Linked DNA regions of Mus musculus: region 2 is linked to region 1. A link is a loop called in an ENCODE intact Hi-C map of the cell type or tissue named here. Cell type or tissue: gastrocnemius. All regions are shown on one strand. Links, peaks and the distances in the headings refer to the core of each region. The heading gives the core; the rest is flanking DNA. Region 1 has its middle 24 kb from the start of Bex6. Region 2 has its middle 33 kb from the start of Cep19.

What was found. A loop is a pair of places that touch in the nucleus more often than their neighbours do. Peaks named below come from ENCODE experiments on the same cell type or tissue, not always from the same donor. Only the 100,000 strongest peaks of a DNase experiment are listed, where the experiment ranks them.
Region 2: it touches region 1 in a loop (2.2-fold over the local background); 4 of 42 quality-filtered maps call a loop at or near these places.

The regions. Positions count from the first base shown.
Region 1 is chr16:32,198,075-32,210,032 of GRCm38, reverse strand. No RefSeq gene overlaps it. Among named protein-coding and RNA genes, the nearest start is that of Bex6, 24 kb to the right of the region's middle. In gastrocnemius, for the core only: a CTCF peak has its summit at 7,111 (motif pointing right); a DNase peak (open chromatin) is centred at 7,136; H3K4me3 peaks cover 198 bases; H3K27ac peaks cover 1,088 bases.
Region 2 is chr16:32,126,413-32,138,370 of GRCm38, reverse strand. No RefSeq gene overlaps it. Among named protein-coding and RNA genes, the nearest start is that of Cep19, 33 kb to the right of the region's middle. In gastrocnemius, for the core only: no CTCF peak of the experiment used is centred there; no DNase peak of the experiment used is centred there; H3K27ac peaks cover 4 bases.

The DNA of each region.
Region 1 (11,958 bases), core at 6,105-8,604:
GCAATAGTTCTGTTTATGAAGCAAGGGGTGAGGACAGGTGTTGTAAAGGTTCTGAAAGACCTCTGTGGGAAGACCCACCTGAGTCACGAGATAGCGTACACCCAAAGAATCACGAGAAACCATCTTGATGCAAACACACGAGGTAGTTTAATGACGGAGCTCTGGGCTGACACATATCTTACGCTGGAGACGGAGGTGTCGACCACGAGGCTCAGAAGCTAGGGGTTTGTATAGGAAAAGAGTCGGGGCAGGGGAAGAATTGGCGCTGCTTCACACAATTGGACAGTTTAAGCATCAGCAAACTGTACGTGAACATTGAGGTAACAGCAGAGCATCTGGTGAACATTTAACCCATGTCAGAAGGGAGGGAGATAGGGAGGCGCTGGGCCAATCCGGACATTCTTGTATGTCTTCCCTATCTTTATGGCTAGTTGGTTCCTGGGAAGACTTTACAGCTTGTGTTCTTTGCTCTAGGCCCAAAAATGCCTCCTAAATAGCAAGCCACATGAGTCATGGACCTTGGATTTTAATTTTCTTTCAGTTCAGGCATGCACCAGAGGCACAAGAAGATGCATTCTTTATGGACCAGTGCCTAGGCTGTGTGCAGTTAGCCATGCTGCACGCTGTGTACAAGGAGAGGGATGACTGACTAGTCTGTTGCTTTGTACATTTATAGAGGAGTTTGATGGGATCAGAGAGCATCTGGCTTTGTGATGAATGTTTCACCTTTCTGAACTGAGAAATGGTTTAGAAACAACCCACTGACCCAAAGGGCATCCTGTACATTATAGTTTTGCAGCCCTGGAACAGCCAACTCCCTGCTGGGCTGCCTGAAAGACATTTCCAAATATCATCTAGCTGACAACCGGTTTGAGTCTGAATCACACCTCAGGCCTTGTGGGATGTATTAAATGGCAGCCTCTTGACCCTGGGCATGTTTTCAGCTGACAGCACTGTGACACTTTGCACCACAGGCCACCAAATGCGTAAGAGGCACCTGGTGGCTTCTCATCCCTATGTGTAACATAAAGAAAAAAAGTGCTTAAACATTTTGTGTGTGTGTGTGTGTGTGTGTGTGTGTGTGTGTAGGTTTCTAACTTGCTACCTCTATCAGTTGCTTTTTTGTTTCGGCGAGGAAAACACCATGACTCAAAGCAGATTACAGAAGCAAAAGTTCATTTCAGCTTAAGGTTCCAGAGGGAGAGTCTGATGGTGATGGAGGCATGGCCACAGGCAGCAGGCAGCAGGCAGCAGGCAGCAGGCAGCAGGCAGCAGGCAGCAGGCAGCAGGCAGCAGGCAGCAGGCAACCGGACCAGGACACTAAGAGAGATTACATGTCAGCCACACATAGGAAGCATCAAGTGGAGAATGAACTGGAAGCCAGGCAAGGTATTGTGTTAGTTTGCTTTTCTGTTGTGATATAACACTACAACTAAGCCAACTTATAGAAGGAAGGGTTCATTTGCCTTACAGTTCCTGAGGGAGAAGAGTCTATCATAGCAGGAACACATGGCAGCAGGCAGCAGGCATGGAAAGGACAATATAACACACATTTGTCTCCATTTAAGGACCAGGCCTGATTTTGAAAAGAAGGCCATAAGATGAAGAGCTCAGCTCAGGAACTTCAGAAAATTTCACCGGACCCCTCCCCTCCTGGAAGCAAAAGGTCATAAAGAACCTAGGCACCCCTCTCCTCTGGAAGGGAGGGACTAATTACATCCCTCAGACCACAGGGAGAAGGGACTGGCCACCTGCGGATAGGGATAGACACATTCTACCACCTACCTCATTCTCTATAGATCAATCAGTTTAAAAGTCACACTGTTCTGCCAATCACATTGTGCCTAATGGCTGCTGCCTGGAGAACTGTATAAAGGCTCGCGGGATGGGCTGCGTGTATTCTCTCTCTCCATGTGCTGGGCGACCCCAACGAGTTGGGATAATAAATTCCTCTTGCTTTTTTGCATTGATTCCTGGCTCTGCGTCGTTCACTTAGGGAGTCCCCAGTAAGCTAAGACTCTCCAGTCTTACACAGACACCATCTCCAGGAACAGACCGTAAGTCCAAGGAACTAGGCTATAAGGCACCGGCGGCAGGAACATATAAAATCCGTGGCAGCAGAAACTGGAGTGGAACCACAAACACCAAGCAGAATCGGAGCTTTGGGAATGGCGTGAGGCTTTGAAACCTCAAAGACCACTGGGGTGGAGGTGGGGTTCTCAGGTAAACCACAGTGATAAACTCTCAAAGCCATGGCTAGGGACACATTGCCTCCAGCCAGGCTCGGAGCCCTGAACGTTCCATAACCTCCCACACAGCATCACCAACGGGCACCCAAGTCCATGAGCCTGGTGGTGATGTTGGGGGAAATAGTCTCCTTCAAGTTACCACAGTAGCCCAGCCTGGTTGTTAGAGTAGTTCCTGCTTCCTCTATCAAGGGGCAATCCCTCCTTCACACTTGCCAGGTTTGGGCCAAAGTCTTGCTGGCCTGGAATTCTGGACTTTCCTGCTTCAGCTTCCTGAGTGTTGGGATTCCAGATGCATTCGCCTCGTGTCTGACTCAGTCCAGATTTTGGAAAAAGCAAGTTAATCAATTTTTCTAAAAAAATATTTCATTTATTTTACTTTCTGTATATCAAGATGTTACTTTCAATGCCCTTGAAGTGGTTTTTGTGGGTGTGAAACAAATGGTGAGAATTTGAATTGGTCCCTCTTATTATAGTATTGAAATTAAATCTACTTAATTTATCAAGTCATGTTCATGCCCTGATTTTTTTTTTTTTTTTTTTTTTTTTTTTTTTTTTTTTTAAAGATTTATTTATTATATGTAAGTACACTGTAGCTGTCTTCAGACACTCCAGAAGAGGGAGTCAGATCTCATTACGGATGGTTGTGAGCCACCATGTGGTTGCTGGGATTTGAACTCTGGACCTTCGGAAGAGCAGTCGGGTGCTCTTACCCACTGAGCCATCTCACCAGCCCCTCATGCCCTGATTTTATATACTTGTATCTATCAATAAACATTGTGATACTTAAAAAAAAAAAAGATGTTACTTTCATATATGTCTGTCTTAGCCAGGGTTTCTACTCCTATACAAACATCATGACCAAGAAGCAAGTTGGGGAGGAAAGGGTTTATTCAGCTTACACTTCCATACTGCTGTTCATCACCAAAGGAAGTCAGGACTGGAACTCAAGCAGGTCAGGAAGCAGGAGCTGATGCAGAAGCCATGGAAGGATGTTACTTACCAGCTTGCTTCCCCTGGCTTGCTCAGCTTGCTTGCTTGCTTTTCCTTTTTTTTTTTTTTTTCCCCGAGACAGGGTTTCTTTGTGTAGCCCTGGCTATCCTGGAACTCACTTTGTAGACCAGGCTGGCCTCGAACTCAGAAATCCGCCTGCCTCTGACTCCCGAGTGCTGGGATTAAAGGTGTGCGCTACCACGCCCAGCTTCCTCTGGTTATTCTTAACCTTTTGCTCCAGCATATAGATTTGATTGATTGATTGATTGATTGATGGAGACAGCATCTCTCTCTATAGTCTTGGGAGGTCCACCTGCCTCTGCCACCTGAATACTGAGATTAAAGTCATGTCACAGTCCTCCCTCCATACAGATTTTAAACTTAGCTTGTCAAGCTTACTGAAAATTAAAAAGATAAACTGCAGATCAATGCACACGTTAAAGGAATAGATCTGGGAAGTTCTGATGTCTTTATGACAAATGTCTTCTCATCCCTCGTCATTGCTGTTATTTGTATCTGTAATACTGTCCGAGGGTCCAGGTAGCACAGAGCTTCCCATTTAAGTGTAGAACACACTGAGAAATAAGGGAGCAGTATCTGGTGTGGCAAAATACTGCCTTCAGTGTGGACAGAGAGCAGGATGTAAGTTTACTGGTCAGCAAGAGCCTAGCAGATTAAGCCACATACGTTACACAAGCAGGTCAGAAGGAACATCACATCTCCAGATAGGGCACGAGGAACAGTTTTAAACCCCAGAGGAAAGCCAATGTGAGACCAGTGTGCCCAGATCAGTCTTCACAAATGTATAGCTTTGAGTCACTCTGTCCTCCAGAGAACAAGAGATGAATTACCAGCCTAGTGGAGTTCCATGTAAGTAATGCAAAGTTGCTTTCTTTTTTTTTTTTTAAAGATTTATTTATTTTTATTTATATGAGTAGACTGTAGCTGCCTTCAGACACACCAGAAAAGGGCATCAGATCCAATTACAGATGGTTGTGAGCCACCATATGGTTGCTGGGAATTGAACTCAGGACCTCTGGAAGAGCAGCCAGTGCTCTTAACCACTGAGCTACCTCTCCAGCCCCAAAGTTGCTTTCTTTATGGCATCTGAGTTGATTACTGTCGGTTTTTAAATTGGGAATAAGATTTATTTACTTATTTTTTGGAGACAGGGTCTCTCAGAGTAGCCATGGTTGTCCAGGAATTCACTGCATAGACCAAGCTGGCCTCAAACTCAGAAATCTGCCTCCCAAGTGCTGGAATTAAAGGTGTGCTCCACCACTGCCTTACAAAAATTTATGGTTTTTTTTTTTTTTTTTTTTTTTTTTTGGAATACCCCCATAGATTTGTGGCCATCAGTCGCGTTAAGAACAACGCCCCAAGCCCCTCACATGCAGAGGACATGATCTGTCGTCACATAGTCTCAAAACAGATTTCCATTTTAATGAAGTTCCTAAAGGCCTGGAGAGCTTAGCCAATAAGCTTGCCTCCCCAGATACTCCTCCCTGCAAAAGGTATTTAACCTCAGGCCCACCCTGAAAAGTGGGGTACAGTTTTACACATACACTTTCTGCCATGACAATAAATGCCTTAAAACCATGGACTGCCTCTTTTCATCGAGATCTGCCATAGGGAGCCACAGAGATGCCCTTTGCCTTCAGAGCTGCTATTTAAACTCCAGTAGAAGGCCTCTCTGCACTCCCAGCCACCAAGCCAAGCCAAGCCAAGAACTCCCCCTGCAGGACTAACCAGAGTCCCTCTTCCTCCCAGCCCCGAGCCAGATCCAGTCTGTGGTGCCCAGATTCCATTCTCAGCCATCTTTTCAGCCCCCTGGTTACAAATTTTGATATTATCAACAGTACTGCTACGAAGTTATATACAGCTTTGCATAACTATAGTTAAATGTTTTAAAATTTTTGAGTAGAGTTATTTAGGAGGAGCATTAGTAGGCTACACAATAAGTCTATGAGAATAGCGTTTTCCACAGCAGGCCCATCCCTCCATTGGAGCAGGAGGGTGTCCATCTTTCTGTATCCTTACCTATTCCTCTCCCTCCCATCTCTCTTCTTCCCATCCTCTTCTCTCTTTATAATTCTAGGCATCTTTACAAGTGACACTGAATATGGATTTTGTAATGCTTTAGAGTATATTTAAAATGCCTGTTTTGTATCGAATACCTTTAATCCCAGCACTAGGGAGGCAGAGGCAGGTGGATCTTCTGTGAGTTCGAGGCCAGCCTGGTCTACATAGAGTGAGTTCCAGGTCAGCCAGGACTATATAGAGAAACCCTGTCTCAAAAAAACCAAATAAAATAAGTCTGTTTAAAATCATTCCTGCTATTAAAGTGGGTGGCTTGTCTTTCTGGCATTGAGCTGTGATTATATATTGTAGGGTAATAGGGTCCTTTTGGAGTGTACAGCTATTTAATTTGTATTTTTGTTTGTTTGTTTGTTTTGAGAAAAGATCTTTCTCTGTAGCCCTGTCTATCCTGAAACTCCTCATGTAGATGTAGATCAGGCTGGCCTTGAACTTTCAGAGCTCTGCCCACCTGTTTGTTGAGTGCTAGGGTTAAAGGCATGTGATACCATACTCGGCTCCTTTACCATGTTCTAGTTCACAGTTCATGTTTAAAGCAGAGTTTATTCTGTCCACTGATTATTTTAAATTACTATATATGTTATGTTTCCAAGATTTCTCATCTACTTCTGATTAAAAGCAAACCAATAAGGGCTGGAGGCATGCCTCAGTTGGTGAAAAGGTGATTGCCTGTGCAGGAAGCCTTGGGCTTGCTCCCCGAACTGCCTTGGTCTTGGTGATGGATACCTCTAATCCCAGAACTTGTGAGTGGAGGCAGGATGATCAGGAGTTCAAGGATAGTTATTCTTGCCTGCATATCAAATCTGAGGCCAGCCTAGGCTATATGAGACCCTATCTTTTAAAAAAAAACTAAACAAAAAATGATTTTATTTTTTGAATATGAGTTATGGTTACATAGTTCAAAATTCAAAAGATACAAAATACAATGAAGAAATTATTGGTTTAAGTAATTTATCTCTTCTGGCCAGGCACAGTGGTGCACACCTGTTAATCCCAGCTCTCTGGAGGCAGAGGCAGGTGGATCTCTGTGAGTCTGAGGCCAGTCTAAGAGTAAATTTCAAGACAACCAGAGCTACACAGAGAAACCTTCTCTCTATATATATCTATATCTATCCATCTCTCTATATACATTTCTGTTATTTCATTTTTGTTCAGTTTTGTTTCATCTCTATATGCACATATACACACACACACAGAGATGCTATTAATAGATTGTTAAGTGTTGGGGTGTGAGTAGGAGAGAACATAGATGCTAGAGTGACAGTGGGGCGAGGAGGGAGAACGTGGGCACTGTGAAAAGGTCAGTTGAACGGGAACAACGGCTGGGAGATGGGGAGGCATGTGAAGCAAGGCTAACATGGAAGGTAATGGCTAAGTCTGGATCTCTGGAATAAGAGGGAAGAAAGGGCCACTGAAGAGCTTGAAAGGTGTTCTCTTAGCCATGTAGTCTTTGCAAACCTCCCTGAGCGTATAACACTGTCTTTGGGGAGGGGAGTTTACTTCAGATGGATCCAGGGCACAAGGCAGACAGTTGAGGCCTTCATGCCTCCCCCTCCAGGTGGCTTTCTGCCCCCATTCGCTCTTGCTCTCCCTCTTTCACAAGCTTGTATATTGATTACTAGCCAGAGGTTTCAGACCTTTTCCAGAACGGATTTATTTTGGTCTCTGGCTATGTTTAAATACTATTTTACTGCCTGCCTGCCTCCTACAGCTCCTGCCTGCATGTGGAAAATGGCGGCCTTCCAGTAGGGGTTGTGTGTGTGTGTGTGGGGGGTCTGACAGGGTTCATCCAGCAGGGGGCAGCAGCAACACATTTGAGGATGGGGTAGGTTGGGGTGCCAGGGGTAATCCGCAGGGAGGAGCTTGCAGGAGGAAACCCCGTGAAGTGACAAAAGCTAACTAGTTCCTCAGTTCCACTTCCCAGTCTAACCCACACCCTGTGGTGAGTTCCGTCCATAGGTCTTCTGCCAAACGCAAGGAAGTCTTCTGAAGGAGGAGGATTGGCTCAATGCCTTTGAGGACCTGGCTTTTTATTCTTTGGTTTTTACCTAATTCATTATAATTTTCGGCCAAGAAAGTTCTAGCTTCTCTCTTGCTGCCCCTCTTCCCTTCTGTGATAGTTTCTTTTCCTCTTGCTATAAAGATGACCTGGCAAAAGCAACCTAAGAGAGAAGGGGTCACAGCAGGGATTTCAAAACCTCGTGAGCTTGAGGGCAGTGGTCACATTCATCCACTGTCGTAGAGACAAGGAATGTGCACATGCTGGTGATCAGCTCGCTTTCTCCTGCCTGGGGAATGATGCTGCCCGCAGTGGGCAGAACTTCCCATTTCCACTAAGGCAATCAAGATCATCCCCCAAAGTCATGTGTGTTTCCCCGGGTGAATTCTGCATTATCAAGTTGACATCATTCACTTTTGATATTTTCTCCATTTTTCCCTGACTGTCAGGGTTATGGATCAATCCATCCATATAATTACCATCCAGTCTCCATGGAACTTAGAGACACAGCATGAACGAGCACGTTTCACCTAGATCCATCATATTTACCTCCAACCACCTGGAAGGCAAGGGCTTCTGTTTCTCATGTCTCCATGCTTCTCATTCACTTGCTGGATCTTTGGTTGACAGGGTAGGAGGGCAAGGACTCTACCTGCAGTCAGGCATGTAGCATTGTACACACATGGATGCCACAGGGAAGTTGCCTGGGAACAGGACATGCGTAGTTGGGTATCAAAACAGAGGTAATGAAGAATTCTGCAAAGATCCCCGGAAAATGTGATTCTAGGACCTTCTGGTTTTTTTCACCAAAACCTACAGGCACAGCACCCTAAATAACCTTTCCACACCAATGTCACAGCAGAGGCTTTGTGGAGAATACGATCTCTCAAGAGAGTGCCTAAGTCACCAGTCTCTTGCATGATTTTACCTGCTGGATTTCAGGGAAGTCACTGGCCCTTTCTGAACCTCAGCCTCTGGTCTGTGAATGAATTGTAACAACACAGTCCCAACCCCTCACATGACTGAGGTACTAGACTAAGGCGCTAATGGAAGATGGTTTCATGTGTAACCATTTCTAGCTAGGCTGTTGTGGTACACGTCCCTATTTCCAGCACACTGGAGGTAGAGGCAGGCAGATTTCTGAGTTCTAGGCCAGCCTGGTCTACAGAATGAATTCCAGGACAGCCAGGGCTACACAGAGAGAATACGCCTCAGGGAGGAGAGAGGGAGGGAGACCTACTTTTAAAACTGGCTCTAGACTGAACCAAAGAGGGACGAGGGACACAGGTTTTAGACCGTTTCTGTAGGGCTCTGTAAAGCTGCCTCTGAACCACCCTGGGAGAATGCGACGGATCTGGGATATAGTCTGTTTACTTGCAATTTCCAGGGAGATTCCATATCGTCTTCTGGTAACGCAGATCGAAGCATGTTTTATAGTGCACATTTCCTTATCATTTGTTGTTTAGCTTTCTGGTGCAGTTGGAGCCTGGGAGTATTTTGAGGGTAAGAAAAGAAGCTATTCATCTTTATATCCTGTCCAGGACAACGGGGCCCTAGGGCCCCCGGCTTGTTGACCTGACTGTATTGTTCTTTCTTCTCTGGAACTCGGAAATAGGCTGGCCGGGGTTCTTTGTCCGCTTTACACGGTATATTTGCAGAGTTCAAAACAACCCTTGCTTTAATTAGGCTTGTGTTTTCTCTCCTGTTAAATTTAATTTCCCCGCTGTTATTGTATGGCCCGGGATGGGGCCGGAAGCGTTGACATCGAGGAAGGGAGCACCTGTTTCTGCTTCAGGGCCATTACTGTTCCCTGCAGAGCCTGGTGAGGCCCCCTCCCCCTCCCTCTGCTTCCTTATCAAGTGAAATCGGACACTGATGGAAATTGACAGAGGCAGGCAGAGAAGCTAGAGCCAGCCCTCCAGGGAAACCGGAAAGCAGAAGAGAACTCTGCGGGGACCCCCCTCCCCATCTGCCTCTCTTTTGGCATCTCCATTTCCTCACCACCTCTGGCTTCACTGTTTTCATCTGGGGGATGGCATCTGGGGTTACAAAGGGCTTTAGGGGTCGTGAAACCCTCCTCCTTGCTCCAGTGCACTCCGGACGATCCTTCTCCTCGGTGCAGTTGACATTTCCAGAGATGGGATTTTGCCGCTCCCCCTGAAGATCATTTGGCCTTGTGTTACCCTGTAGTCTGCCTGCAGTGGTCCCGTGGGACAGCTCTGGAGTCTCCTGTTTCTAGTTCACCCCCTGAGGAAGCCCCTTGAAAGCAAGAGTTTCTCCGAAACTTACAAACCGGAAGGGGAGTCAGGAAGGGGGGCTGTGCAGGAAGGAAATGAGAACAAAGATCTGAGGGCCCTTGTTATTAGACGCGTTCTCACGACCGGCCAGGAAGAACACCACAGACCAGAATCTTCTGCGGCAAAGCTTTATTCTTACATCTTCAGGAGCCAGGGTGCAGGAAGCAAGAGAGCAAGAAGCAAGAGAGAGAGAAAACGAAACCCCGTCCCTCTTAAGGAGCATTCTCCTTCGCCTCGGACGTGTCACTCCCTGATTGGCTGCAGCCCATCGGCCGAGTTGACGTCACGGGGAAGGCAGAGCACAAGTAGTCATAAGATACCCTTGGCACATGCGCAGATTATTTGTTTACCACTTAGAACACAGCTGTCAGCGCCATCTTGTAACGGCGAATGTGGGCGCGGCTCCCAACATCTCCCCCTATCCTTTTAATAAGAGCAAATAGGCCACCCATATTAATGAGAGTGGAGATAGAGGTCAAATCCCCAGTGTGTAGGTAAAGGAGCCATGTACAGGATTAGCTCTTAGGCTTACAGGCTTTTACCCAGAGCAACCCTGACCTGTTCCCGTGTCGTTTTGCCTGGGGGAAGGGAACTAGGACACTGAACCTTCATGAAAGATGACATGTCTCCCTAGAATAGGCTCATATATGCCGCAGAGCCTTTCCATTGCAGTGCTTAGCCTTGCAACTCTCTCGGGCTGCTGAAGCACACTCACTCTATCCCGTGCAATGAGACTAGCCTCGTGGGATATAAGAGCTGAGTGGCCAGCGACCTATTGCCTAAGCATAGATATATCAGGGGAAGCTCCATGTTCTAGTCCTGCAAGCGCCTGGGCAATAACCACCTTGTCTCTCCTAGTTTGGGCCTTAAGCTTACAGACCAATCAAAGAAGCAACACTAATCCACAGCAAAGTGTATCTCCAAATAATATTAATCCCACCCATTTTTTAAAGAAAGAAAATGCTGAGGAGATCCAATTGGGTAATCCTTTGGTCAGGGACAGGTCCAAGCGCGTGGAGTTGACCTGAAGTCTCAATTCCCGAAGGATCTGTTCAAATTCAGCCATCCAATTCTGTAACATATACTGAAAAAGACCTTTTGACAATTTAGCTGCCCTAGTAAATTTAACATACTGAATGGAAATAACACACAATCCCGGAAACTTTTGTTCACATCCCTGCTGAGTTATTTGTCATAATACATCTAGTTGTATCTGGACAAGATCTATGAGTTGATTAACCAGCATGAGACCTCCCTGTATCTTGACATTAGCTGAGGCCTGTTTATCTATGACTGTAGTCACTGAGGCTGACAAAGTGTTAATGGTGTCAGTCGTCTGGACCTGTCCAGACAGAGCCAAGGCTGTCTGAATTAAGGCTAAACCCAGTTCCCAGTTAGTGGTAAAAAAGCAGGAGAATACTTGAGCATTATACATCACCGTCATTGGGAGTGGAAATGTCGACATTATCCCCCAACGCTGCTCTCTCTTTATTATTGACGCCCTGGACATCACCAAGACGAGGGACATTAGTATTCCCTTGGTCAGTCTGGATTTTTCGGGTGAGTCTTTCTGGTAACCAAAATGGGTTGTCTTCATTCTGTGGGAAAACACAGATAGCTCCCCTGGATCTTATCAAAATAGGATCCGGGCCATACCATTTATTATCAAGGACATTTTTCCATTTAACCATCTCATTGGGCCTATCTGGCTCTGAACAATGACGTTCAGCCGCAGTATGGCCATGAACATCAATATTTAAAAAATTGAGTGTAAAGAGTGCCAAAGACACCGACACTCTTGGTGCTCGGGGTACAGTCTCTTCAATTCCCCTCTTCTGTTTTATAAGATAGGCTTTGAGGGTGCGATGCGCACGCTCAACAATACCCTGTCCTTGAGGGTTGTATGGAAGTCCAGTCAGGTGGGTTACGTCCATCTGACGGCAGAACTGCTGGAATTTTTGAGACGTATAAGCTGGTCCATTATCAGTCTTAAGGAGTCTGGGTTTCCCCCAAGCACTCCATGCCTCAAGACAATGTTGAATCACATGTGAGGCTTTTTCTCCGGTTAACGGAGAAGCAAACATGATGCCAGAACATGTGTCAATGGACACATGGAGATATTGAAGTTTTCCAAAGGAAGAAACATGTGTAACATCCATTTGCCAGACCTGTAGAGGTCGAATACCGCGTGGGTTAATTCCCACATGAGGAACTGGCAAGAACTCACAGCAGCTTTGACATTGAGTAACAATGTCACGGGCTTCTTTTCTTGTCAAGGAGAAACGACTGCGTAATGTTTCAGCCGTCACATGAAAATTGTTATGAA
Region 2 (11,958 bases), core at 4,790-7,289, 70 kb after region 1:
GAGCAAAGAGAACAAGAAGCAGATTGGACATGCCAGGGCTAGGGAGGACAGGAGGGTGAGGGGAAATCACTCAGGTTATGAGGATGAAAAGCTGCAGGGAGGGAAACCTGTGAGCAGCCAGGGGAGGTGAGAAGGGCCAGGCTGTTGGTGAGGGCTTTGGGATACAGAATGGGTTCCTGTGAATAGGGACTGAGGGAGTCTGGAGGCCAGCATGGGCTTTGATATGCAAGCCACAGGGATGTGTCAATGGAAAGCCATATGTATGTTCCTTTTGCCAGAGGCAGGTGAAATTACTCCCTTTGGTGGACAGAAAAGCTGTTTCACGGTTTCTGAGGAATGCTGGCTTTCATCTAACCACCAGAAATCCTTCTACAGTCCAGTTTGAGTTAAGCCAAGACTGTCATTTACGGACATATGCGTTTCCTGAGACCTAACAAGGGCTCAGTGGTTAAGAGCACATGATGTTCTTCCATAGGACTGGAGCTGTTTCCAGCACCCTTGCCAGGCAGCTCACAACACCCTTGGTCCAGGGGATTCAATACCCTAACCTCCGTGAGCACACACACAGGCAGGCACAGACACACACACAGACACAGACACACAAACAAAATAAAACAGAACACAGCGCATTCTTTCTCATATACAGAACAGAAACTGAAGGGGCTTGACGGGGAGTGTGTTTATGTGCAGGTGTGAGCATGGTCCTGTGAAAAGAGAAATGGGGGGCTAAAAGTCCAAAAGCGGGGGTGGGGTAGGGTGGGGTGAGGAGTCAGGAGATGGGGATGGTAAAGAAAGGACAACAGAAAGGGTGTGACTGTCGTGTTTTTTTAAAGCCGAGTATATGTTTTGTAGTGTAAGGTATGGTGAAGTGGGAGGCGTGCCTTGGAGGGCCCATGCTGAGGCATCCCTTCCTCATGAGGTACCAGCCATACAACAGGTATAGTATAGAATAGAATTTACTTAGGGCATGGGTATTGCTGGTACTATTAAAAGTGGAACCCACCAACTCTCCACAGGGCCAGGCCACACTCCTGTGCTTCTGCCTCTGCCACCACAATTCTCTAGAGCTAACCCCCCTGTCGTCCCCCCCCCCAGCATCTGACTTGCAGGACAAGGAGTCACTAGTTCCCTCTCTGCTATAATCCCCTGTAACCAGCAGTCCCACACTCCAGTAACCAAATGTAAATTATATGGTATAAGGTAGACCTAACACCCAGTCCATCATCTTTGTTAATTAAATAGAACCTCTGTCATCTATCCTAACTTAAAAGACTATAGTTCTGCACCTGACTTATGTCCTGACTTTAGATTGTATGTCATCTGAAAACCATCCTCTCAAAACTGTTCCTCTCTAAGTAAGTAGCCTGGGTTGGCTATGAGACTATAAGTCTTCAACTCCATCAGAAATCAAAGAATGACAGATATTAACTGAAAATATATGGGAAGCCTAACACAGCTTCCAAAACTTAACCAATTTATAGAGACCACTGATGACCTGGACAGTCCCTTACTTCAAAACATTGGAGCGTCGGTCTTCAGCCTTCTGGCCAGAATCATTTGACAGACCTAGAGAAACAGGATATTAAGGACTAGCTTACTCTGTCTTGGCAGAATCAAGCTGTCCTAAACCTGTAATTGTGTCCTTTCTTTGGACAGTATTGTCTGTAGATGAAAAGAGGCAATAGTTGCCTAGTGTCTTGCCACAACTGGAGTAACTCATAGATGCTCAGTTTCTTCTTTGAATCCAAGACAGGGAAAGCTGTCAGGAGCAGACTAGTCTCAACAACAAGTGACTAAATAACATTAAATGTCACATTCTGTGGATTTCTAACGGAGTGGAAACTTATAGTCTCATAGCCAACCCAGGCCATTCACTTTGAGAAGAACAGACTTGAGAGCATGGCTTTTCAGATGACATACAATCTAAAGTCGTTCTCTCAAATCTGTCCTCTCAATTTAAATAGCCTGAATTAGATATGAGGCTATAAGCCTTCAACCCCGTCAGAAATCTGAGAATGACCAACATTAACTGAAAATATATAGGAAACCGAACACAGCTTCCAGAACTGAGACACATTGTAGAGACAGCTGCCTACCTACACAGCCAGCCTTCTGGCCCAGGATCATCTGACAGTGTTGTGGATGGGCCTGGCGCTGTTTGTATTTTGATGCCTGCTCTCCAGGAAGGGATTGCAGACAAGGAGTGAGTCACATGAACTCAGGTGACTTCTTGTGAACCAATCCCCTAATGAATAAAGGAGCCAATCACTGGCGAGTAGGCAGGACTTCTGGGTTAGACCGAGGAAGAGAGGAAGCAGGAGAGAGTTAGGTCCTTTGGAACAGGGACAGAATAAGGGTAAGACATAGCTACTAGAGTTTCCAGGTATCATGGCGGATCCACAAGGATTCACCATTGGAGGAGTCAGATTTTAATAAGGCTTACAAGATTAGGTTTTAGCTGTTATGCCCAGAGATTGAGTTACCATTGTTTTTGAACTAAGTTTGTGTTGCGTTTTCCTTCACGTGGTGACTCATCTGGGTTTAAGAGAGAAAGGTAGGGTGGCAAAGTGTGAGTTTGCCTGATGTGCACCACAAAGGCCATGAAGGATTTGAAGCACAGGGCCAGCGTGGTAACAACCCGCCAGTGGGAACTTAGCGAACTGGGTGGAGATGTTTTCGGAGCTCCAAGCCAGAGGGAGACTCCATCAGATAAAAACAGGTCAACCATTGCCCACCAGTGCATAGTCAGCCAGCCTCACGGGACAGAGAGTTGCTGGTTCAAGCTTGGGAACATGCAGGTTGTTTTTTTAATATATCCCGCAACATAGAGACTGTGGGACCATCTGTGGGTGGGAAGGACCAGGTCCAGAAGAAGTGTCTGTGAGAGCAAACTGGGGCATCTGTGGTCGCTTCTCTGGAGCTGTTATGCATGTAGATTTTGAGTAAGGCAAGATTTGGCAAGATGCTGAAACACACACACACACATATAAATGAGACAGAAAATAAAGTTTGGTAGGTTTGGGAGCAAAACGTTTTCTTTGGTGTTACATTTGAATCCCTTAGGTCTTGATGGTTAGGATGAGGGGAGTCCCAGTCTTAGGGCACAGGAGAGGAATCTCACCGGCTGGAATAGGCGATAGGCAGAAACATCGGCCACTGAGTGGCAGGTGCACTTGTCCAGATGGTGTCTGTCTGGTCCATGAGAGATGTATCTGAGTGGGTTTCCTGGAGCTTATAAGTTTATAAAAGAGATAAAGTTGTTAAGAGCATGAATAATCTTTAAGATAAACTTAGGGAAGACTAAACCTTTTGTGGAGCCGAAGGAGCAAGAAGAACTTTTCCCCTCTTTCTAGAAGACTGTATATACATTTAGCATAATGAGAAACATTTTAAGTTTTACATTTAAAAGACAATTAAAGGAAACTCAAAACCTTGACCTTGGGAATATGATAGTTGGTCATATAGATTTAGCATGGGAAACATCTGAAGTTATAGTTAAAGGACAAAGGAAGCTTAAAATTTGAACTTGTGGGCTGGGCGTGGTGGCTCATGCCTTTAATCCCAGCACTTGGAAGGCAGAGGTAGGTAGATTTCTGAGTTTGAGGCCAGCCTGGTCTACAAAGTGAGTTCCAGGACAGCCAGGGCTACACAGAAAAACCCTGTCTCGAAAAACAAGAAAAAAACAAAATAAAAAAATGAACTTGTGATTATATATTTTGGATTGTAGAGTGGAATGTTTTACTAGAGTTAGGCTAATTTACAAGACATCTGTTGGTTAACGTTAGGTCAGTGGCATAACAAGGGGAGGAAATATGAAGCATTTAGTCACTGGAAACAGTTTAGTTAAGGAACTAATAGAAGATTACATCTGTGAGACATTATATCTGAACTTGTGTATCTTTTATCATGAAGCTTGTGAGCAAAGCAAATGTGTCTTTTTGATAAGAGATGCGGTAGTCTTAACTAGTTAACAGATTGACTAATGAGCTAATATGGTGGTGGAAGGAGCTAGAGGTCTGTTCTCTAGCTGTCAAGCTGATGGCTAAGCTAAGCCATCAATGTAATCAGAAATCTGGGAAGAACAAATTATAACCTAGATGTCATATATTATTTAAAATGACAGACGTTGGTCGATAGTCTACCTCCTAAACAATTCCCAGGTCCCTGTCGCCTCCTCCATCGCAGCTGGGGCAGAGGCAGTCTGACCCCCAGGCCCAGAAGATGAGGGGCTTTTTCCTGTGAAGCAGAGACGCGGGAGAAATGACTCACCTTGTCGTAGGTAATATGAGACATTTAACTGTCTGGGGGTTCCCTGTTTGTCCACAGTTTAGGTCTTGCCCTGACAGTGGGTAAGGCAAAGGAGTAGTGTTTCTCAGTGGTTATCATACTGCAATTCAGGTAGAATATTATTGCTGTGCCTATATCTTCTCGGAGACCTTGGGGGTTTAAGATTAGGATTTGGGAGTCTCTGTCATCATAAGCTTAAACATTTAATGCTATATTTAGCAGATTTCTGACAAGATTGAGAGCCAGTATCTATTAAGTATATTTGAATTAGACAATCTGTTTAATTATTTGTTCTAGAATGTATCTAGCAAATATAGAAAGCACATTGTAACTTAATGACAGTAGCAAAAACAAGGCTGAACATATATTAAAGCAGTAATCTTTAACCTTTTTACCATTGTAAATCTTTACATTAATGTTAAAATTATTATTTATCAAGGCAGGATAGAAATCTCAAGTGGGAAGACAGTGAGGTGGAAACTGCCCATAACAAAAATGTTAGATAGTCCCAAGACTGCCTATAACAAAGATGGTGCTGCATCTATGGCCACCCTTAGGTAAAATGGTGCTGATGTGATAACATTTGAAAACCTTATCTGACCATAATAAAGATGGCAGATCAGCAGAGACAAACTGAAATGTTTTGTCTGGCAGACAGGCGGTCTCTCACTGTCACCAAAAGCAACCTCTGTCCCTGTGCATGGAGAAGTTTGTGCAGAGTGGGTCAGTTGCTTCATGCTGTGCAAATAGAAATCGGAGACTGCTCTTTGGAGCAGCTGGCAGCAGTGGAGGTAGGCAGGGGCTACAGGAGTGTGGAAGAAGTGCCTTTGCAGAGTGAATTAGGTCCTAAACAAGATCTGGAGACTGGGGCTAAAAGTCAAAGGGGAAGGGGTCTGGGAGCGAGAATAAGATGGTTGGGAACTTAGGTGGGGAAAAGCCTACATAGAAATTTTTCCATCTTTTGGATCGCTACTGAGAGCTGTACAAGTTTTCTTTTTAAAGTGCCATTAAGCAGCTGTTTAGAGGTATTGTTTAGTGGGTATTGGGGCCAAATTTAGCCTGTGAATCCAGAAGCCTTTAAGAGTGGGAGACATCCCAGCAGGGAGTCTGGAAGCATTGGTGAAGACGGTTCCTTTGGACTGAGAGTAGAAGCTGTCAATTATCTCAACCAGCCTTCTGAGGATTCATGTGATAGCTAGGAGTGTTGGCAGCCAAGCCAGATCATCAGGGTGTCATGCGATGAAATGGGGGCTAGAGAAAGAGCTATGACAATCAAGAGAACGGTTTACCTAGGCCTAGGATTTCCCAGCAGTGAGAAAGAAACTGCCTCAAGCAGAGAGAAAAATCGCACCCAAGGGAAGATGTCCTAGAACGAAGGGTCATAACTGTGAATAACTCCAGCCTCAAGGACATCAGAGAGTGGCTTCGAGTTCAACAGCCCTCTCGTGGAACCAGGGGCCATTTACGATGACCAGTGGAAGGGAAGCTTACCACTTCTCCAGGGTTTAGATGGAGGTCTAGAATTTCCAATGTCTGCAAAGTCCATGTGGCGTTGGGAAATATGTACTTGCAAGTTTGTAAATCTGAATCTTGGGAAATGAGAACCTGAAAGTTTCTAAATCCAAGAGTCAGCACCAAGCACTATATTTTTAAAAAAGTCAAGGATGTGCTTTGTAGAGAGAGGTATGGTGAGGATGGGGGTGTGCCTTAGCGGGCCCGTGCTGAGGCATCCCTTCCCCCTGAGGGACCAGCCATATACTATTCTATAGTATAGATAGAATAGAGTTTATTTAAAGCATGGGAAGGGGAAGTGAGAAGAGAGTAAACACAGAGAGACAGAAAGAGAGGGGTGGAAGAGAGGCAGTCCAGGAACACATGAAGAAAGAGGGATCAGGGAGAGAGGAGGGAGGAGTCAGGGAGAGAAGAGAGTCAGAAAGAGAAGGAGCAGAGGGAGTGTGAAGGAGCCGAACAGCCCCCTTTATAGCAAGCCAGGCCTACCCGGCTGTTGCCAGGTAACTGTTGGACGGAGCCTAGAAGGAATGCCAACTGTAAAGGTATCTGGAGCAAAAATATTCATCAACAGACAAAGGGAAAGCAAAAGACATAAAACTATTTTTTTTAAAGATTTATTTATTTATTATATGTAAGTACACTGTAGCTGTCCTCAGATAATCCAGAAGAAGGCATCAGATTTCGTTACGGATGGTTGTAAGCCACCATGTGGTTGCTGGGATTTGAACTTGGGACCTTTGGAAGAGCAGTCGGCGCTCTTAACCACTGAGCCATCTCGCCAGCCCCCATAAAACTATTTTTTAAAAAGCACTTTTTTTTTTTTTAAGATTTATTTTATTTTATTTTATTTATTACATGTAAGTACACTGTAGCTGTCTTCAGACCCTCCAGAAGAGGGAGTCAGATCTCATTACGGATGGTTGTGAGCCACCATGTGGTTGCTGGGATTTGAACTTCGGACCTTCGGGTGCTCTTACCCACTGAGCCATCTCACCAGCCCAGCACTTTCTTTTTAACGAGGACACTACTGTTGTTCACAGCAACCTGACACCACAGTGTGGTGGTCTCGAGTGTCCCAAGGTGCTCTCTGAGGGCTTTTCGCACAAAGATCTCACTGTTCCACAGAGTCCGTGATGACGGTGAAGTTGGAATGCAGCGGGAAATTCAGGAGACTGAGTTCAAACCAGGAGACTCCATTAAACTAACAGCAACTTTAAAAACTCCCCACTAGCCATCTCACCTTCCATCACCACTAACAGTTCTCACACTTATTCTGTACTAATGTTTTATATAATTCCACTTCATCTGAGGGAAACACTGGGCTGAGAACAGATAAGATTTGCAGAAGATCACATGGGATTAAGGTCAAGATGTTATCAGTGTGCTACAGAAAGCCATCTCAGCACCCTACCATCTCTATCAAGTATATCAAACTGTCGGCCCTGGATATCAAAACAGTGGCCCCTGAAAAACACACGTTTACTGATTAAATGCCAAATAAGGAGAAGGTTCATATGGGGCAGAGGTAAGGAGGCTCAGAGTAGCAGTTGTCACCTATTGCAACTGGGACTCCAGAGGCATCATCACAACGTGGGGACAGCCTGGAGGGTGTTTATAGGCACTCCGTCTTTCCATTTCTTTATCTCTCTGCTTGTTTGTTTGTTTGAGATGGTGGTCCCACATAACCCAGGTTGGCTTCAAACTCCTCTCTGATCTTCCCTAACTCCTGCCTCTTAAATGCTGGGATTACAGCTAGTGACACCACGGACAGCATTGGCCTCCTCCATTTTAAAAACATGTGTAATTTGTGTGTGTGTGTGCGTGCACCAGGGAATTTGTGTGGAAGTCAGAGGTTGGTTTGTGGAGTTTGTCTCCTCCTCTTGTTGTGGGCTCCAGTTTGTTGTCAAGTTTGCTGGCAAGCACGTGACCCATAAACTGAACCATCCAACCAATCCCTTAAAGTCTAACGCGAGTGCCGGGATTATAAACATCAAACCAATTTTCAGTGGGGTTAAAGTTGGCTTGAGTGTGATCGCGGCCCAAACCCATGGCTCTGAGGCTCTTGGGGGTGGGGTGGGGCCAGTATGGGAGGGCATAGAGGAGGTACGTGGCTATAGTGGGGGTAGGGTGGGCGGAGAGGGCCATGCTTTCTAGAGGGTGTGAGCATTTCTCCTTCCGGCTGGTGTTTTCGATGTGGTAAGCACATCCCTTCTACGGAAGCCCTGGAGAGGAAACCTGGCACTTCCTGTTCTTACCAGTGCTGCGGCAAACTGCAACGGTAAGGGAAGAAACACGGGGGAAGGAGGAAGAGGAAAGCTCTGGCCAGGTCAAGATGCCAGGCTCCAGAAGCACACAGCTGGTTCTTTTCCAGGAGACTTAGAGAACAGGTCACCGTCCCTATGCCAGAGCCTCTGGTCAGTCGGGAACCAGATGATAATTTCTCCACATTGAAAAGCAGCCAAACGGACCACACAGTTGAAGAACTTAAGAATGAAAGTATACAGCAAGGGCGAGACTGTCAAAGAAATCTGCGTAGCCTCGATGTTCCCCCTCCCCCTTTCCATTCTACCTCCAACGCCATGCAGAGTTGGGCAGGATCATTTTAATATCAGATTCTGCTTCTCAACCTTGGAAGGAAACGTCTCTGCTTCCATGAGCTGTTTCATAGGATTTAGCAGGACAGCATCCTGACCGCTGGACGCGGGTCCACAGGTGCTGCTGACGAGTGACAGAGTATTTAGATGTTGTTTTTATCTTGAGAACCAAACCAAATACCTTTCTTTCTCACGGCATTGCTATCCTGTCCCTTTCAGAAGAGCCTGTCCATGTGTAGCTTTTCTCTGAGATTTTAACTTTTAGAACCCACCTTTGTCCCCGCTAAGATGTTGGCGGGCCACATGCCTGGCCCCTGCTCCCCTCTTAACACCATGGGAGACCTTTCACACCGGGGGCCACTGCTCTTAACATTTTGGGTGTGCGAAACACTTCACGCTTGCTTTCAGGCCAACCCTGACTTTCTTGAACTAGATCTTGAGTAGTATCAACTTCCTCTAGTTCCTGTTTCAGGGAGTAGAGCATCTTTTCTCTGAAGAGAGACAGCAAAATGAAAATCCGGCTTCGATGTTAATGCTTGATTAGAGAAGAAAACGCCACATAGATTTCTAACTTTTTAGAAGCATAAAGTTTTGCCTTCCTGCCCCCTCACCCAGGCACCCTGAGGTTTTACCTCTCTCTTTTTTAAAAGGGATTCCCCCCCACCCCCAAATAGGGTTTCTCTGTGTAGCCCTGGCTGTCCTGAACTTATTCTGTAGAACAAGCTGGCCTTAAATGCAGAGATCCATCTGCCTCTGCCTCCAGGATGCTGGGATTAAAGGAGTGCGCCATCATGACTGGCTAAGGGGATATATATATATATATATATATTTTTTTTAAAGATTTATTTATTTATTTATTTATTTATTTATTTATTATATGTAAGTACACTGTAGCTGTCTTCAGACACTCCAGAAGAGGGCATCAGATTTCATTTCGGATGGTTGTGAGCCACCATGTGGTTGCTGGAATTTGAACTCTGGACCTTCGGAAGAGCAGTCGGTGCTCTTAACCACTGAGCCATCTTGCCAGCCCGGGATTTATATTTTTTATTAAGATTTTAAGTTTTGGATATTGATTGATTGAGTGTGTGAGTGTTGGTGTTTGAGTGCCATGTAGGTGTGAGTGCCCACAGAAGCCAGAATAAATCCTTGGCTCTCCTGCAGCTGGAGTTACAGGCAGCTGCGAGTCTCTTGACTTGGGTGCTAAGAACCCACTTCTGATTCTGTAGAAGGGCAGGATGAGCCTTCCCACCAGCTCCTGCAGTTTTGTTTCTAAAGATGTCCTCCTCCCGCCTCCTCCGCTCCCTTCCCCCTTCTCCCCCTCCCCTCTTCCCTTCTCCTCCCCCTCCTCTACTTCCTCTCCCCTCCTCCCCTTCCTCTTCCTTCCTCTTCTTCCTCTTCCTCCCCTCTTCTTCCTCCTCTTTTTTTTTTAAGCCAGAAATACCAACTATATTTTATTGACTTCCAGACCAACTTTAATGGAAGTTTGTCAAATGCTCTGTAATATCTACCCATTAGGTCTCAGTATATAACAAACCAACATGATGCGACCCAAGGGTCCCTTCAGTTGAAGCACTGGCTCTGATATCTAATATTCCCCATCAGATATCTAACGGTTGACAGGAGAGGGCCAGAAAGCTAGACATCTCCGTCTTCACACTGTGCCTGTCTGCTTTGCTACCTTAGCCTTTGCGTCAGATTTCCTGTTCTGTAGCCTGATCCTTCACAGGAGCTGGTGAGCTCTTACTCCTACTCCATCCTCATGGTCTGTCAGGCACTGCAGCCCGACTGTCCAAAGCTGTGCAAGATCAGCTCCAGATGGGTGTGAGTCCATGTTCTCCCCGGCCGCTGGGGTGTGGGAAACTCTGCTGGGGAGGCAGAACACAGAGACCCTGGACCGTACTTACCCTTCACTGCTGCTGTAGAGGGCTGGGTCCTTAGCTTAGTGGAGGGTTGTCTTGGAGTGCAGGCAGGCCTTCTGCGGGAGAGTTAGGGAGTGCGGCTGGGTAGGTGAAGGCCTTCTCATGCTCCCCACAGCAGTTTTTGATGAAAGAGACAGTCCTTGGCTCCAAACTATTTACTGATTATTCATTGTGGAAAATGGATGCATACCACCTCGTCAGGGCACACCAGAGATTGAATACCATTTGCGGGGAAGAACGTCCAAGGAGAGAAGCTTATTGGTTTAACCCATGTAGATACCTACCTCATTAGCATGGAGAACTCTGTTTTGGCCTATGTGACCACAGATAAGAAGCGTGGCCCGCGTTCAGGCCAGGAATCTAGTGGGGATCAGGGAGACCCCTACCTTCTTAGGTGGGTACCTGAGTGCCGGGGTCTCAGACCCACTCAACCTTACCAAGTTTCCTGGCATGGTCCATTGTCCCATAGACTGGAAAGATGGCTTAGCAGTTAAGAGCACTGGCTCTTTGTCCAATCTCCAGCACCCACAGGGCAACTCCAAACTGTCTGTAACTCCAGTTCCAGAGGATCCAAAGCCCTCTTCTCCATGTTAGTGAGCACCAGGAATTCACAAGGCAAATAAGACTACATGTAGGCAAGACACCCACACCCATAAAATAAAGGAAGAATGAGGGGAAAGGCCCAAATAGAACTGCCTGGCCTGAATGTGTATGCAGGAAGACAGTGCCAGCTGCAAGGGAAATCCTGCAGCTCTGGGACAGTGTGGGTCTGCCTATAAACTACAAGCCAGGATGTTTGCACGCAAAGGTTAAGCATCTTTTGAATCTGTCCGTGCTGAGTGGAAAATTTCCAGTTATTAGATGAAGTCATTCCAGCAAACCAAACATCCTTTTCAGAAAGTAGCCTGGTCTGTCTATTTGGCTTCTACTCATGAGCTAAAGTCCGGCTCCAGCAGTCTGTATGCCCAAGGTCTTGGCTTGGTGTCCTTCATACCGCTTCTCCACCCAGAGATCCTGTCTCTAAGACACACTTGCTCTCCCTGTTCTTGTACATCGATGTTCTTGGTTGTGTTCTTGTGAGTTCATGACAAGATGATATTGCTTTTAGGCAGGCTCGATTTTCCAATGTTGGTGAGCAGGCTACCTTTGTTTTTATTTTGTTATGTGTGTGTGTTCCTGTGTGTTGTGCTTGGAGACCAGAAATGATCTCCTAACTTCTTCAACTACTTTTCTTCTTAATATTTAAAGAGTAATTTTATTATTATTGCTGTTGGTGGTGGTGGTGGTGGTGTGTGTGTGTGTGTGTGTATGCTGTGCACATGAGTACAGCCATGTTTGTACCTGGTGAACAACTTTCAGAATTCAGCTCTCTCCTTCCATTATGGGTTCTGGGGGTCAACTCAGGCCACCATGCTTGAGTAGCAACTGCTTTTAGCTGTAATCCTTTACTGTTTTGCTTTGTCTTGTCTTTTGAGACAAGGTCTCACATGGAACCCAGCCATCCTCCTTAGCACAAGCTCCATGGGAATACACTACTCTGCCTGCCTTTGATTCAAATGCTGGAGATCCAAACCCAGGCCCTCGGATTTGCTGGACCAGCACTTTACCACTGAGCCATTTCTCCATCCTTGGCTTTTGTTGTT